Linked DNA regions of Mus musculus: region 2 is linked to region 1. The links are chromatin loops, found by intact Hi-C in ENCODE. Cell type or tissue: heart. All regions are shown on one strand. Each heading gives the region's core, and the rest is flanking DNA. Links, peaks and the distances in the headings are about the cores only.

Region 1 (8,111 bases), core at 3,112-8,111:
ACTGCTGAGGTGCCAGATAGGCCTCTGCAGAACACAACCCCTCTACCATATCGCATGCTCCTTGTTCCCCATGCCAACTGTGCTGCCTATGAGTTCAGGCTTGCACACAGGCTGACTTTTGTGTTACACACTATAATCTCACTATGTCTGGCTTGGGTGGGGTGAGTGATGGCTGGATGTACAATCTACAGGGAAAGAACAGTCTGCTTATTCATGTAGACAGGTTAGCGAGGCCATAGGGTCATAGTTGCAAGGGTAGTAATTAAGCCTGGAAAGGCCAGGTATTCCTCCTCCCTAAGGCATAGGCCTGTGCTCTGGATAACCTTCTGCCTCTCTACTCTCATTAACCAATCCTATCTTCCTTTTGGCTTATTCTGCAAGGAGATAGATGCCTCTCTGGGATTGTGACATATACCTTATTTACCTGCTATCACAGAGAGGTCACTTCCAGGCCTTGCTGCTTAAGTTTTCTTATACGTGGAAGAACCAGCCTCTGCCTAAGGTCTGGCAAGGGTCCCTTCAGAGTCAGCCAGTTTTCTTCACTGTCCTTCAACGATGAAGACAGCTTTCCCCCTAGACCCCAGTACCCCATCCCCATTCCGAGCCCCTAATGTCTCATCTCACTGAGATTTCTGCCCAGCGGCCTGACTGCAGTCTGATGATAAGATCCTGACAATACTCTTTATGTCTTTGTGGGGTACCCTCACTGACAGACTCTCTCCTATGTGACTTGTCTGGGTCTTCACATACTTGGCCTCTTTTGTTCTTGCTCTATCTATTGGCTTGTTGCCTTTCCTTTTGGACTGAGAGGACCACGAAGGTAAGAACATCTTATCATTCTAGCTTCTCAACACTGGGTTCTGGCTGGCTAACACAGAGTTTTAAGGCAAAGCAACATTGGGACCGTTTACATTTGTATCACAAATCACTTCTTGGAGCATTCACTCTCTATTTTACAGATAAACAGATGCTCGGTGCCTCATTACAGGGTGAATGTCAGCCCCAGGAAGCTGAAACTTCTGCCCTAGGGCCTGTGGAACTATGCACACTAAATGTGTAGGACACAGGCATGGAACTGGGCCTGCGTTCCAACCCAGGCAGAGGTCACTCTGCCTCAGTGTTTCCTCTTACTGTCACTGCAGAGCACAGTGTCCTGTCTGTCTCCTGGGACGAGCTTCCTGAGCAGAGTGCATTGTGCTCGGCCCTCCCTGAGCAACTGCAAATGCCAGCCCTGCTCTGGCAATGAGATCCTCCCATGCATGCTGGGGCAATGGCAGATACCACCCTTCCCAGATAAATTAGGGACACCTTCATAAATGGCTTTTAGCCTCTAGGGCCTGGCTGGAGATGAGAAGCAAAAGGACACATGGCTGCTGGGGTTCCTCAGCTTTGCTGGGTACTCCACAGCCCTCTCGGGGAGCAAAGCTGTTGGCACAAAGCCAAGAGAAAGAATATATTCAAGCTCCCTTTTGCATGTCTCTGTTGAATAAAGAGCTCTAAGATGAGAAACAATTTGAAAATATTTCTCTTGTGATAGTCCCTTATCCAGAACACTTGAATAGTCTTTACCTTGGTGTGCCTGCCATATTGATTACAGGACACACCAGCCCCAGGCCCAAACTCTGGATGTTCAAGTATCGCAGGGGGTATAATATTATCAATACAAATCCTTTATGCAGTCACCTCTAGATTACTTACAATGTGCAATGTAAATACTTGTTACTCTGCTTTATTAGGCAGTGTCAAGAAAAAAAACCTGTAATTAAAATATTTTTCATATATACCTTTAAAATTTTGTATTTACTATAGATGGGTGTCTTTCCTGCATGTATGTCTGTGTACCATGTATGTGCAGTGACCATAGAGGCCAATAGGGATATCAACTCCCCTGGAACCGTAGTTACATAGAGTTGTGAGCCACCGTGTGAACGTCAGGCATTGAACCGGGAGTCCTCAACTGTCCTTCAACAGTGAGTGTTCTTAATTGCTGAGCCATCTTTCTAGCCCAAAATATCTATATCTGAATCTGTCATTCGATACTAATACTGTAACACAATAATACTATAACACTATAGATTTCCCTTTTGACAGCCCAAAGGATTGAACCCCCATGGCTGCATGCCTGCTAGGCAAGTAGTCTGCCACTGAGTTACATTCCAGCGTTCTTCCTCGAGAGAGAATTGAGGAGCGAGGAAGAGGGCAGGTCTTAATAATTTATCCTCACTAGTAACTCTTTGCCTCTCCAGTGCTGGGATTACAAATGTGTGGCACCATATTCCACAGGTCCCTGTGGAACATGAGTTCCCTGGATTAAAAAACTACCAACTGGGCTCTCTCTCCAACTAATGGGTGATGAATGTTCTGTTCCTCCAGTTTGTTCCTCTAGTCTGTTTGTCTTTGGGAGGCAAAGTAGTCTGATGGCTCCAGCATAAAACCGCACCATAAACAAGTCTACACTGGAGCAACTTCTATTCTGTTTGTAAAATAAGGATGAGAACCATGCTTACTCCAGAGGGGTCTGTGGGGATTTGCTAAGGGGCTGGGGAGATGGCTCAGTGCGTTAGGAGTCCTGGCTGCCCTTCCAGAGGACCTCAGTTTGATTCCCAGCACCCACATGGCAGCTCACAGTATCTGTAACTCCAGTTCCAGGGGATCACATGCCCTCTTCTGACTTCCACACACAGGCCCCAGGCACTTACATGGTACACAGACATATGTGCAGGCAAAACATCTATACACATAATTTAAAAAAAAAAAGATTTTTAAGCATAGTACTATTACTTAGTAAATTTTAGCTATTTTTCTGCCATGAGAGGGATCTAAAAGGAAAGAATTGGGGACTAGATACTTGCTATAGCCTCTGTATGTTAATATTCTAACACCTCAGGGGACAGTATAAACGCACGGCCCTTGGGAAGTGATTAGATCATGACAGCAGTATCCTCAATGGTATTAAGTGTTATACCACCGTGCCCGGGTGTTTTTGAGACAGTCTCTATAAGATTGGCCTAGTACTCCCGATGATCTTCCTGCCTTGGCCTTCTGAGTACTGGCATTGTAGCCATGTTCTACTATACCCAGCTTAGATTTTAAGGGAAAAAAAAGCTACAAACTGTGGTTAGTCGATTTTGGCTGTAAAGAAAGGCAGGAGCTACATGCTTGGGATTTCTTCCAACCTAAAGGGCCTGGGAGTGCATTTTAGCTTTGGCCTCCTGGCAGGTTTTTCACTCTACAATAGAGCTGTCTCCTGCTATTGAGATCCCTGAGAACAGCTCAACGCCATGGTCCAGCCTTATAAATCTGATAAAAATAGGAGATGAAACACCATCCCGGGGTCGCTATTTTTAAAAGCGCCTGAGATGCTGGATTGGGTTTATTTCTTCCTCAAATGGCATCTTGCTGTCCCTTCCTCCAGGATGTGAACGTGGCACATGTGAGGGACAGGAGCCAGATGTCTGGGAGGAGGCATATTTGTCAGGTAGCTAGCTGCCTGGCCAGCAGGAGCCTCCTGGCCCAGATGCACCTGCCTCCTCCCACACCCCGTCTCCTCCCTCTGTTTGAGGTTCCAGTGGTTGTCCCAGGAGTCAGGTGTTTGCCACATCTACCTAGGAGAACAGGACAGGTAAAAGAGGAGGCAAAAGGATGGGGATGGAAGCGGTTTGCTTGCCAGCCGAGTAAGACTTACTGCTGTTATTCTGAAGGTTGTCTTGGCTCACCTCATCACAGCTAACCTCGGAAAGGAATAGTCCCTTAAGGCCAAAGCCCAGCTTGTTACATCCCTGACTCATGGTAAGCAACTTGTAGTGTCCTGTCAAGGGGTGCAGTGGGATTGGCAAGAACCTAGAACCCAGAAGTCTAGGATGAAAGAAGTCCTTATGTTAGAATCGCTTCCTTCTCTTCCTCAGAGATACAGGGGATTCTAAGTTGCTGGTTCAGCTTCTGTCTGTACTGTTAAGAAACTGTGTAATCTTGGTTCTCAGAAGGGTGAGGCAGGAGGATCACAAGTTCTAGGTCAGCCTGGGTTACTTAGTGGGATTTTTTTTTTCCCCTAAGGGGTGCTGGTGGAGGAAGAAGAAAGTGCAAGAGACAAGTCATAAACACATAGTAAGATAAAGTGGATGATGGGGGCTAGGATAGGCTTGACGCTGTGCTTCTGAGTGCATGCATGTTATATGTTTAAAAGGCATTTGTCTGCATGTTTATTGAGCACATATATATCATATGGTGATTTCAGGACAAGTTCCCCTCCATTGTCTCATTCAATACTAATAATGCTCTTTGAATAAGCTCAGTTATTTCCACTGATCTTTTTTTTCCCCCCCATTAAGAAAAGGAAAGCTATTTAGTGGCAGAAGCAGGATTAGGACTCAAGTCTCTAGGCTCAAAAGAAAGAAGAAAAAAAAAGCTGATTCTTAAGCTCAATTTTATGGTAGAAGGATTTTTACCTTTAGCAAGAACTTGTCTTTGTACCTAGTTTGGTGAAGACTTATCCAGGTTTGGAGGCCGGGCAACTGTTTCTTGAATCAACTTGCCAGACATATTTCAGTTGTTCTTTCTCCCCGAGCAGTTTTTCTTTTGCCTTCTTCTTTTTCCCTTGCCAAACACAGAGACATAGTCATTGTATTGTCTATTCCCAGCTTAGCTCCAGACCAGGACATGAAATGTAATAAATATTTGTTGAGTGACTAGGTGACTGTCAGGCCAAAGGTACCATTCAAATAAAACTAGGTTTTGGTGAGCTGCCAAAGAGCTTCCACCTATGCAAGGTATAATTCAGATGGAAACAGCCGGAATGGAAGAAGCTGGAGGCCACCTCTTCGTTTTGTTGTGAATTGGAGAGTCCCAACACATGAGACCTCCAGCTTCCCCTGACGATGACTTTAAACTCCGTTAAAACCCTGGGCACTTACTGTCAGTTATTCACATCTTACTTACACTTAGTCACATCCTGTGCCGCCTGTTTCTTGATGGGAGTCCAGCACAACACCCGCCACCCCTTCTCTGCAACTAGATAGCAAGCTTCCGGGGGAAGGGGGACTGGATCTAATACTTTCCTTGTAGCCCCAGGGTGCTCAAGCTAGGAACTGGGTAACACTGTGCTGACTCCTGAAATGGACAGTCCTGCAGGGTGGTTTCTGCACTGTTTGCAGTCCAGGCAATTCTAGAGCCCACGGCATCAGGGTTAAAGGCTTGAAGGGGTTTCCTCTGGAGACAGGATGCCTGGCGCCTTCAGCAAGAACGGAAACTGAGAAGTTATCCAAGGCTAAGAGAGGGTATGCAAAGGAGGAAGAGCTAAGGGAGCAGTTTGGGGCGCATAGGCCGGCCTGGGGCAGAGAAAAGGCTCGTCAATTTAGGTCACCTGACTGCCATGAGGGCATGGGAGGATATTGGAAGGATGGACTTCTATTCCTGTTCTTGAGTTTCTGTAGAGAGAAAAGGATACTTTTTTTTTTTTTAACCGCGCGGGGACAGCAAAGAAGCCTTTCTTGGTTATTGTTTCCAGGAGAGCGTGGGATCAGTGCTAGAGGCAACGTTGGGCATACTCATCTTGGAGCCATTCACAGGCAGCGCTTGCCCTGGGTTTGCCCTCACCCGATCCAGCCTCCCGCACCCCGGCCGTCTCTCTCCAGGCCAGGGAGGCCTCCAGGCCAACCCCAGTCTCCCCGCGGCCTCACACCCTCGCCCTCCTTCCTCTGCGCCCTCCCTCCCTCCTTACTCCCTCCTTTCTCTGCGTCCTCCCTCCTTCGGCGCGCCCTCCCTCCTCGATGCCCTCCCTCCCTTCTTAGCTCCCTCCTTTCTCCGCGCCCTCCCTCTCTCGGTGCGCCCTCCCTCCAGCGCGGCGTTCGCGGCTGTCGGCTTCCCGACCGTGTGCGCAAGCGTGTCCGGCCCCTTCCCCGCCCCCCGCCCCCCGCCCAAGCCCTGGCCCCCGCCTCCCCTTCAGGCGGACTTGCCCGCTCCCAGGCCGGCCCCGCTCCCGGGACAGGGACCGGGCCGAGCGGAGCCACTGCGCCAGTGCTGCCCCGCCAGTCGGGGCGCCTAACGGATCGGAGCTGCGCGCGGATTTACCTCGCCCCGCCCCGCTCCACCCGCGAGGGTGAGTACGCGGCAGCCGGGCTCTGGGGCCCCGCGGCGGAGGGCGGGGAGTGACGGGGCTGCGAGGCTGCAGCCTCCCGCCACGGCTCGGAGAGGTGGTCGGGGGGCCCCGCACGTGGACGCCACGCTGCACGGGGTTGGTGTAGGGTGGCCACAGCCCTGGGGAGCTGGGTCCCTTGCTTGGACTAGATTTTCGCGGGAAGCCTGACTTGTCTCGCTCTCTAGGAGTGAGTGAGCAGGACAATCCTCCGGAAAGTTTCTAACCCCCAACCCTGTCGCTCTTGCGTCCTAGCTGAATGGGTGACTATCACCTCTAGCATCCTCCGAAGTCAGGACGTGTGGGCTGGCTTTGCTAGAGGTGACAAGTTTTGCAGGGTCTGCCTGTGTGCTGGAGTTGCAAGGTCGCTGAGGCAAAGCCCAAAGGTGGGCTTGCCAAATTGCAGGGTGGCTGTGTCCAGGGATTAGGGGGGGTCTTTGGGCCAACTGTGCTTCAAAGTTGCCTGGGTAATGGGCAGTGAGAAGGCCTAGGATAAGACTGAGAAGTTAACCTAGAGCTGGGGCAGAACCCTTGTCTATGTCTGTTCTAGGTGCCTCTCTGAGACCCTTGCTGGCTGAGACCTATGGGCAGCCCCGAGATGCCAACGTGTCTTGTACCACTGCCATTCCTCCCAGACCGAGGGGTAGACTTTCTGGTTTATGAGTCTGATCTACTCTGTTCTCTGTCCTCTAGGCTAGATCCTCCCCCCCCCCTCCCCCCGGTCAGGCTTAAAAGGCTAGTCTGGGTTTGAATAGTACCACAGTGATAGTTGTCTCTCACAAGGGGCACACACCAATACCACAGGGCAGGGTCAGTGCTACAGATCCCACTTGGCCCCTCCAGGCCTCTCTACCCAGGGGGTTGTAAACGAATTGATATGTGTAAGTATCAGGGGTACAGAGGGAATGTTGTGAGTTTGCTAGTGAAACACCATCCATAACCTTACTTTCCCAGGCACCCCTAGAGTGCTACCTAGGAGGTGCCAGTCACTTAGGGCCTCAGAAATAACTGGACATGTTTTGTTCTGTTGGGAGTTGGTCTGCAAACATCCTTTGAGAAAACTGACACCGCTCGGCTTCCTCAAACTTATTCTGCCTCTGCCCTACTCTGAGCATCCCCTATGGCCTGTCCTGTTGCATAGGGGAAGGCATCTTTGGCTGCTTACTGAACCCTGGGCCTCACCTCCCACTCATTTCACCCTCCTCAACACATCCGATCCCCCAGCCCCACTACAGCAAGCCAGGAGTTGGGCCAGTCCCCAAAGATTTCAAGGTGATGATGGAGATAAAGAGAGGTATGCAGGCAGAAGTCATAAAAGTAAATTAGGGACTGGGGGTGTGGTTCAGTGACAGACGGAGCTGCCTACAATCCCAGTACTGGGGGGGGGGGCGGCGGGGGGGGGGGAGGACGGACAACGACACAAGGAATGCAGTTGGTAAAGTGTTTACCTGTCATAAACTCTTTAAACTTGATCTCTTAACATTGCCTAAACATATTGTGGTGGTACCTATTTATAATCCCAGCACTCTGGAAATGTTATGCCAGCATTTTGACTGTAGATCATCCAGGTCATCTTCTGTTCTATGTGGAGTTTGAGGCCAACCTGAGCTACATGAGACCCTGTCTTAATAAGCCCCTTCTGGAGTTATTCTCCAAGGTTATTCTGGGATTATATCTCTCCAAGATAGAGCACTACCTTGCTATCTAAGATGGTTAAGAGCACTGAGTGGTTTTACAGGGGACTCAGGCTCAATTCCCAAGTACCCATATAGTGACTAATTCCAGTTCCAGGGGATCTGACCCCCTCTTCTGGTTGCCACAGGCTCAGGCATGCACGTGGTGCACATAAGTACAATACACACAGGCAAGACACTGATACACTTTTTCTTTTAGAGTTGCCTGCTTAGGCTTTAAACAGAAGGGACTATTTAGCTTAAGAGTGGGTTGCTGCTCAGAGAGAGGAAGCCCCCATTCCACTAGG
Region 2 (6,500 bases), core at 1-5,000, 71 kb after region 1:
ACTTTGGTTCACCAGCACCTGTAACTCTAGTTCCAGACCACCCAATGCCTTCTTCTGGTCTCTAGAGGCTCCTGCGTGCACATGGTATATATAACTCAAGCAGGCACAAACATCATTAAGTCTCTGCATTTAAAACTTGATAATCAGGAAAAAGGACGTGGACCAATGGTAGAACACTTGCCTGGAATACATGAGGCCCAGGTTCTACCTCCAGCACCATAGAGAGTTCACAGTTTTCTTGAGTAATAAATCCACTTTCTCATCTGTGTTAGCTCCATTCAGGTAGGTGCTTGGTTAGTTAGCTGTTGCCCGGTTGGATAGCTAAGGTCAACGAGAACTGGGCAGAGAACTGACCCTGAGGTTGTGTGAGGTAGATGGTGGAGGAGGAGGGGATTGTGGTTCTTTAAAACTCCCTCTTACTCTGTCCCTCAGAAGCCAACCACGGGTCTGCTAGCCATCACCTTGGCTCTACACCTCTGCGACTTAGTGCACATTGCTGGCTTTGGCTATCCAGATGCCTCCAACAAGAAGCAGACCATCCACTACTATGAACAGATCACACTTAAGTCTATGGCGGTAAGCAACCCATTTGGGAGCCCAGTGAGCCAGGTTGGCTAGGATGACACAACTGGAGGGATGTTGGGTATAGGGGACACAGAGTGGCTCTGGATGTGGTCTTCAGTATCAGAGCTGGTACCTGGGCATCTGGACACCACAGCTGGCATCCTCTGCTTTTGCCACATGACTTCTGTCTCCTATCTGAGAGCCAGCATAAGGAAGAAAAATCCCAGGAATCCTGGAACCAGGGAGATGGGGAGGAAGAATTTTCTAAAGACAGAGTGCTACCCCTCATTTTTCCCTGGCTGTCTCCACAGGGATCAGGCCATAATGTCTCCCAAGAGGCTATCGCCATCAAGCGGATGCTAGAGATGGGAGCTGTCAAGAACCTCACATACTTCTGACTTGGATGGGAGCTGTAACACCTTGGTTCCCTACTTTGCCATCTGAGTAGGCCCTGTCTACAGCTTAGAGGTTCCTGGTGCCAGTACAATCCAATTGAACTCACCCTCAATGGAGAGGGTGTTCTGGGGCTGTCCAGGTCTCCAGAGAGGCTATGCCCCTGCCTACTTTGGTGGATTTCAAATCCAGACAGGGTAGTCACACCGAGGCTACAGGAGCCTGGCTAAAGGGGGGGGGGGGGGTGCTGTTACTGTGGCATCCCCTCTCTCAGCCAGCACAAAGAGCTGTTTTGTTTTGTTTTGTTTTGTTTCGTTTTGTTTTGTCTTGTATTGTTGGTGGTGGTTGGTTGGGTTTTGTTTGTTTGTTTGTTTTTGTTTGCTTTGTTTTGTTCTTGAGACAGGGTCTGACTGTGAAACCCTGGCTAATCTGGAACTCACTATGTAGACCAGACTGGTCTTGAACTCACAGAGATCCAACTGCCTTTGCCTCCCAAGTGTTGGGATGAAAGGCATGTACTACGCCTGGCCCCAACACCAAGAGATTATTTAACATTCTATTTAATTAAGGGGTAGGAAAATGAATGGGCTGGTCCCAGGATGTTCATGAAAGGGACACAATACAGTGTTCTGCCCACTTTTTAATAAAATTTACATGTGATTGGCCTGTTAAGGCCCAATTCTAGAGCTGGCCTCCCAGAAAGATGGAGGCATCAAGAGTGGGAGGGTGTCCTCCAGAGAGAGGTTGCTACTTCCCAGCAGGCATGGGGGGAGCATTGACAAGGGGGTTCCACCTAGAAGGGGCCTCACCTTGAAAAGAGGTTGTAAAAGACCATTAAAATATTTTTTTTTCTAAAATGGAAGCACTTGTGGGGCTCTGTGTCCTTTCAGATTGGGGAGAACATTGCTGAGGGTGAAATTACAGCAGAATTTTTGAGATGGTACCAAGGGTGAGCATTGCCATCCTGGTGTGCCTAGGGTGAGCATTACCATCCTGGCAGAGCAAACAAGCAGTCAGAGCCCAGATCAGCCCTGTCTTCAGACACCCAGCCTGGCATCTTGCAGCCCAAGGGACTAAGGAAGGGAGGAGAGGTGAAGGGTGCCAGATGGAGGTGGCAACACCCTTTCCCATCATCCTGTCTCTCCCTCCCCATTCCTCAAGTTACCCGGATCTTAGGCTGGGAATTGCATGTTTTAAGGACAGGGTGGAGTCAGACAGAGAAGGCTGCTTTCCTTCTTAAATTAAGTGGGACTCAAAAAATAGAGCTGATGGGAGGTCCTGCGAGTGCGGCAGTGTGGGTTGCCAGGTTTGCAATGGGCAGGGCTGGGGGACAGCACTGGAGGGATTTGGCAAGCTCTGTCAGTTAGTCACTGGTCCAGGGAGTGAGACTTTTCCTTCCCAGCCTCTTGAAACTTAACAGTCCTGCCATTTGCTTGGCTCTCTGGCCTTATTCTCCATCTTGCAGGCTCTGCTCTATTGCCAAGTGGGCCTCTTGCCACCCCTACAGCTGTTCCTTTACATCTGGAGCCAGGAGGGAGTGTTGGAACTGCCTCTAGGGGACTGGAACTCACAGCTGTGTTCCTGGCTTTCTCAGAAAGAGCTGCAGTCTTGAGGCTCTGAGACAAGCCAGACAGGGATGGGATAGATAGGGAAGGGCAGTGGCTAGGGAGGGACCACGGAGGGTGACACCACATACTGGAACAGTAAAGAGAACAGCCAGCCTCATCTAACTGAAAACTCCTGAGCAACAGCTCAAGTAGGGTTGGGAGTGGTCTGCGGGAATTCTGAAAGGTAGCAGGACTACACTGTCTGAAGCCCATGTTTTCTCTACTGATCAGGACAGGCTGTCAAAGAGGCTTTTTTGTAGGGGTTCGTGAGTACCTCTAGACATCCAGACTTTGCTTCCCTAAAAGGGAGTGTCCATTTCTCTATCTGAGGCCTTTGAAAGGGGCTGTCTGCACACTTGATCCAGCTGCCCTGGACTGAGGCCACCGCCTGATACTGAACGTGCCGAAACTTGAGCCAGAAGCCATACACACTGGGTCACACTGCTCCTCCTAACTCCACAAGTCTCAGAGATAGGGAGGTTTATAATCTTGGGTTGACAGCGAGACACAATCATATGCACAGCAAAGTGTGTATCTAGGCATCCACCCAGCCCGTTCTTTTGTGGGGGAGGGAGGGCATTGGAGGGAGGAGAATGGGTCCAGCGCTCCAAACTGTACGCAAGCAGAGGCAGTGCCCAGCAAGGGTCAAGGCTGGGAGTGGAGCTTTGATGGGGAGTTATTGGATGGGGTTCTTTAGTGTTCTGGGAAAGAAGCTTTCAGCCTAACTTATGTGAATGGATCGCGTGCCAACTTGTCTGGTACTGATTAAACCGTGCCCTGAAAAGGCCGCTGGAGGAGAAAAGAAATAGGGGGACACAACTGAGTTTACATCAGGTTGGGCCTGCCAGTTTGCTCTGTGCTTCAAGCTCTGATGCTGGCCTTCTTAAAGTCCGAAGAATTTGTCTCAGCTACCTGGAGTGACTGAAAAATGGAGATTCCTGGGTGCTGCTAAGTGTGGGGCTCAGGAATCAGACTCTAACGAGCATCCAGAGCCACTGCACCAAGTCTAGACTCTAGTCTAGGAGGATCTCTCATGGGCCTCTCTCTCTCTTCTCAATCCTCCCATCTGGTTTGCTGTAAACCCCATCCTAATCCCCCGTGCCCTTCAGCAGTGTTAAATTAGCCTCACGCTCGCGCAGGTTCCGCCCCAGACGAGGGGGAGAGGCCGGGGAGGGGGCGTTTAAGGCGCTGAGTTTGTCTTACTCTTGTCAGTGGCTGGGCGGGGCCGTCGGACAAGAGTTTCTTGGTTGCTGAATCAGACACTTTAGCAGGCCTCTGCCTAAATCGGCCTGAGTGCTGAGGCCTGGGGTCTCAAGGGGAGTCGGGGTGGGGGTGGGGAGGGAAGGGATGATGGCTGCTCAGAGCTCTGCTGCTTCCCATGAGGCCAGAGAGAAGAAACCGACTGCCTGGGAGCCCAAGAAACCAGGGAACCTAGAAACCAGGGGAGACTCTCCCAGCTTGAGACCACCATCCTGGGCGACACAGAGTATGGGTCTTTCATCTAACACGTTTAAATGATGTCTTATTTTCAGATATTGGAGGGTTTGTTTTAATTTGTTTCATTCTAAAATTATGTGTCCGTGAGTGTTATGTACACCCGAGGGCAGAACCGTTGGATTCCCCCTGGAGCTGAGTTTGCAGGCGGTTGTGAGCTGCCCCTCGTGGATCCTGGGACCCAAATTCTGGTCGTCTGTTCCTACATGCTCTGAACCGCTGAGCCATCTTTTCAGGCCCTCCCCTTTGAGGTTTTGATTTACACTTTCAGAGGACATAAGTATATATTCAATTGCTTTTTCTCCTGAGACTGTCTAGTCTGCAAAAAGTTCCAACTTGGAAACAATACTGTCTGCGAGACAGTTAAGTGTAGTGTGCACACACACAAAACAGTCCCCTCCCTGCTGGTTCATTTAATTAGCCGAAGAAACCTCTGTTTCTCCCATCTGGAAAATGCTGATTACCCATGCCTGTCTCACAATGAAATCTTCAGGATCTAATGGGAACATGATTGTAAAGACATTGTGTGGACTGTAAAGTGAGTTATAAATAACGGGATCGCAAAGCAGCCTTGCACAATGGAAAATACTGGAGAGTGTGTAGAACTGGCGAGCTAGATTGGTGGAACCAAATACTTGTCCCGGGACTGAATTAACCCAACACGGGGAGGCAAGTCTATCTTGAATCACACCCACAAGCCTAGCAGAGGGCTGTGGCAGTCAGATGTAGGTTTTGCATAACCTGTGAGCCAAGTGCAATTCCTTGCTACCAGTGGTTTTCAAGTTACAGTACCACACTGCTAGGGATTCTTGGAAACGTTTGGAAAGTGATGTCACTGTTTTAGTGGTATGTGGTATGTGACAGTAGCTTCCTAAACACGACTGAGAAGCACAACTGCATAGTTGATGTGCGCTCCTCTGAGCCTTCTGTTGTTGTTGCAACCTTAATTGTAGCTACAGAAAGTGATTTGGTGGTTCAAAATTATCTTGGTTCTGTACAAGCTCTGGCTCTAGGAAATTAGGTCTGCCTTCCAAATTAAAAGTCTGAGGTGTGTGTGTGTGTGTGTGTGTGTGTGTGTGTGTGTGGCCCTCAACTAATGAGGAGTCCATTATGAAATCAAGATGCATCCAGCTAATGATATATAAAACAGTAGTCCCTTGATGCTTGGCAGAGGCAGTGCCCCACAGCACCTAGCCATTCATGTGGTCATGGTGGGAACCCCACACTGCTCTCCTCTGGGCTCTACTGTGGTTAGGTGTAATATTGCGCGCGCACACACACACACACACACACACACACACACACCTTGAGGTAGGTCCTTGCTGTGTATCCTAAGCTAGCTCTGGTACTCACTATGGAACCCAGGCTGATCTTGGGCTCATGGCAACCCTCCTGTTTCTTCAGTGCTAGGGTTACAAATTGTGTCACTACACTACTTTTACATATACTATTTATCATGAGCAAAGAAGTGGATCAGGATATAACACTATTATAAATCAAAGAACTCGGGGGGGTGTGTGTGTGTCACGTGCGCACGAGAAAGAGAGAGAGAGAGAGAGAGAGAGAGAGAGCTTCATCTACTTTATCCTGTCCCATTCTTTATCAAAAAAACAAAAATAAAACAAAAACCTCGCTCAGTGTCAGCTCCATAAGAAAGTACGGACAAATGAATCTCTGTGGTGCCTATTAGCACACTAAAGTATGTGTAGCATGCAAGCCTTGAGGCTTCCTCAGTACCTGTGTCTCTTCTCAGCCCTTGCTACCCTGCCCCCTACCCTAAACTTCTCCAGATCAAGACCCTCCCTTCCACCAACTTTTTATTTCTATCTTGGTGCTCTCTCTCTCTCTCTCTCTCTCTCTCTCTCTCTCTCTTCCTCCCTCCCTCCTTCCCCCCAACCCCCCCCCCGTCCCTGCTCTGTCTTCGGCCTCCACTCTATGCTCTCTCTTATCTTCCTCTCCTCTCATTCTCTCTCCATCCCCTTGATCCATACTGCCGGCCTTGTTGAGTCTAACTTTCTCTCCCTGCTCTCTCTCTAGCTGTATTGCAAACTTATCGGCAATAAAAACCTTCCCCTCAACCATACCTTGGAGTGGCCCTGTCCTCATGCCATACAATTAGGATCTTTGGACTTCTTTGCCTGAGAAATAAGCTGACAAGACGTGATGATGTATACATTTTTAATCCCAGCATTCCAGAGGCAGAAGTAGATAGATCTCTGAGTTCAAGGCCAGCCTAGTATACATAGCAGTTCCAGGGCAGATCAGCAAAGGGAGACCCTGTCTGAAAAATAAAACAACTCAAAAAGAAATAAGGTAGATTGTGTGTGTGTGTGTGTGTGTGTGTGTGTGTGTTGTGGTGTAACACAATTGGTAGTGTGCTTGCTTAGCACACACAAAGCTCTGGGTTAGATTCAAGATACCACATAGAGTGTGGTCATCCAC

What was found. Peaks named below come from ENCODE experiments on the same cell type or tissue, not always from the same donor. Only the 100,000 strongest peaks of a DNase experiment are listed, where the experiment ranks them.
Region 2: a loop joins it to region 1, with 2.2 times the contacts of the local background. A loop is called at or near these places in 15 of 42 quality-filtered maps.

Annotation. Positions count from the first base shown.
Region 1 is chr9:35,114,681-35,122,791 of GRCm38, reverse strand. It overlaps St3gal4 (ST3 beta-galactoside alpha-2,3-sialyltransferase 4), which reads left to right and starts at 5,928. Exons shown (of 11, transcript NM_009178.4): 1 at 5,928-6,094. 4930581F22Rik (RIKEN cDNA 4930581F22 gene) reads right to left here and starts at 6,064. Exons shown (of 6, transcript NR_029475.1): 1 at 5,952-6,064; 2 at 4,446-5,423. LOC115487216 (a long non-coding RNA gene) reads left to right here and starts at 3,248. Exons shown (of 3, transcript XR_003948311.1): 1 at 3,248-3,622; 2 at 3,702-3,789; 3 at 5,504-5,592. In heart, for the core only: CTCF peaks have their summits at 6,024 and 7,966 (motif pointing left); DNase peaks (open chromatin) are centred at 3,516, 5,111 and 5,911; H3K4me3 peaks cover 2,953 bases; H3K27ac peaks cover 3,112 bases.
Region 2 is chr9:35,041,895-35,048,394 of GRCm38, reverse strand. St3gal4 (ST3 beta-galactoside alpha-2,3-sialyltransferase 4) reads left to right here. Exons shown (of 11, transcript NM_009178.4): 10 at 433-576; 11 at 876-1,819. The coding sequence ends at 962. Among named protein-coding and RNA genes, the nearest start is that of Gm51705, 9.6 kb to the left of the region's middle. In heart, for the core only: a CTCF peak has its summit at 2,525; DNase peaks (open chromatin) are centred at 2,464, 3,124 and 3,794; H3K27ac peaks cover 1,604 bases; H3K27me3 peaks cover 391 bases.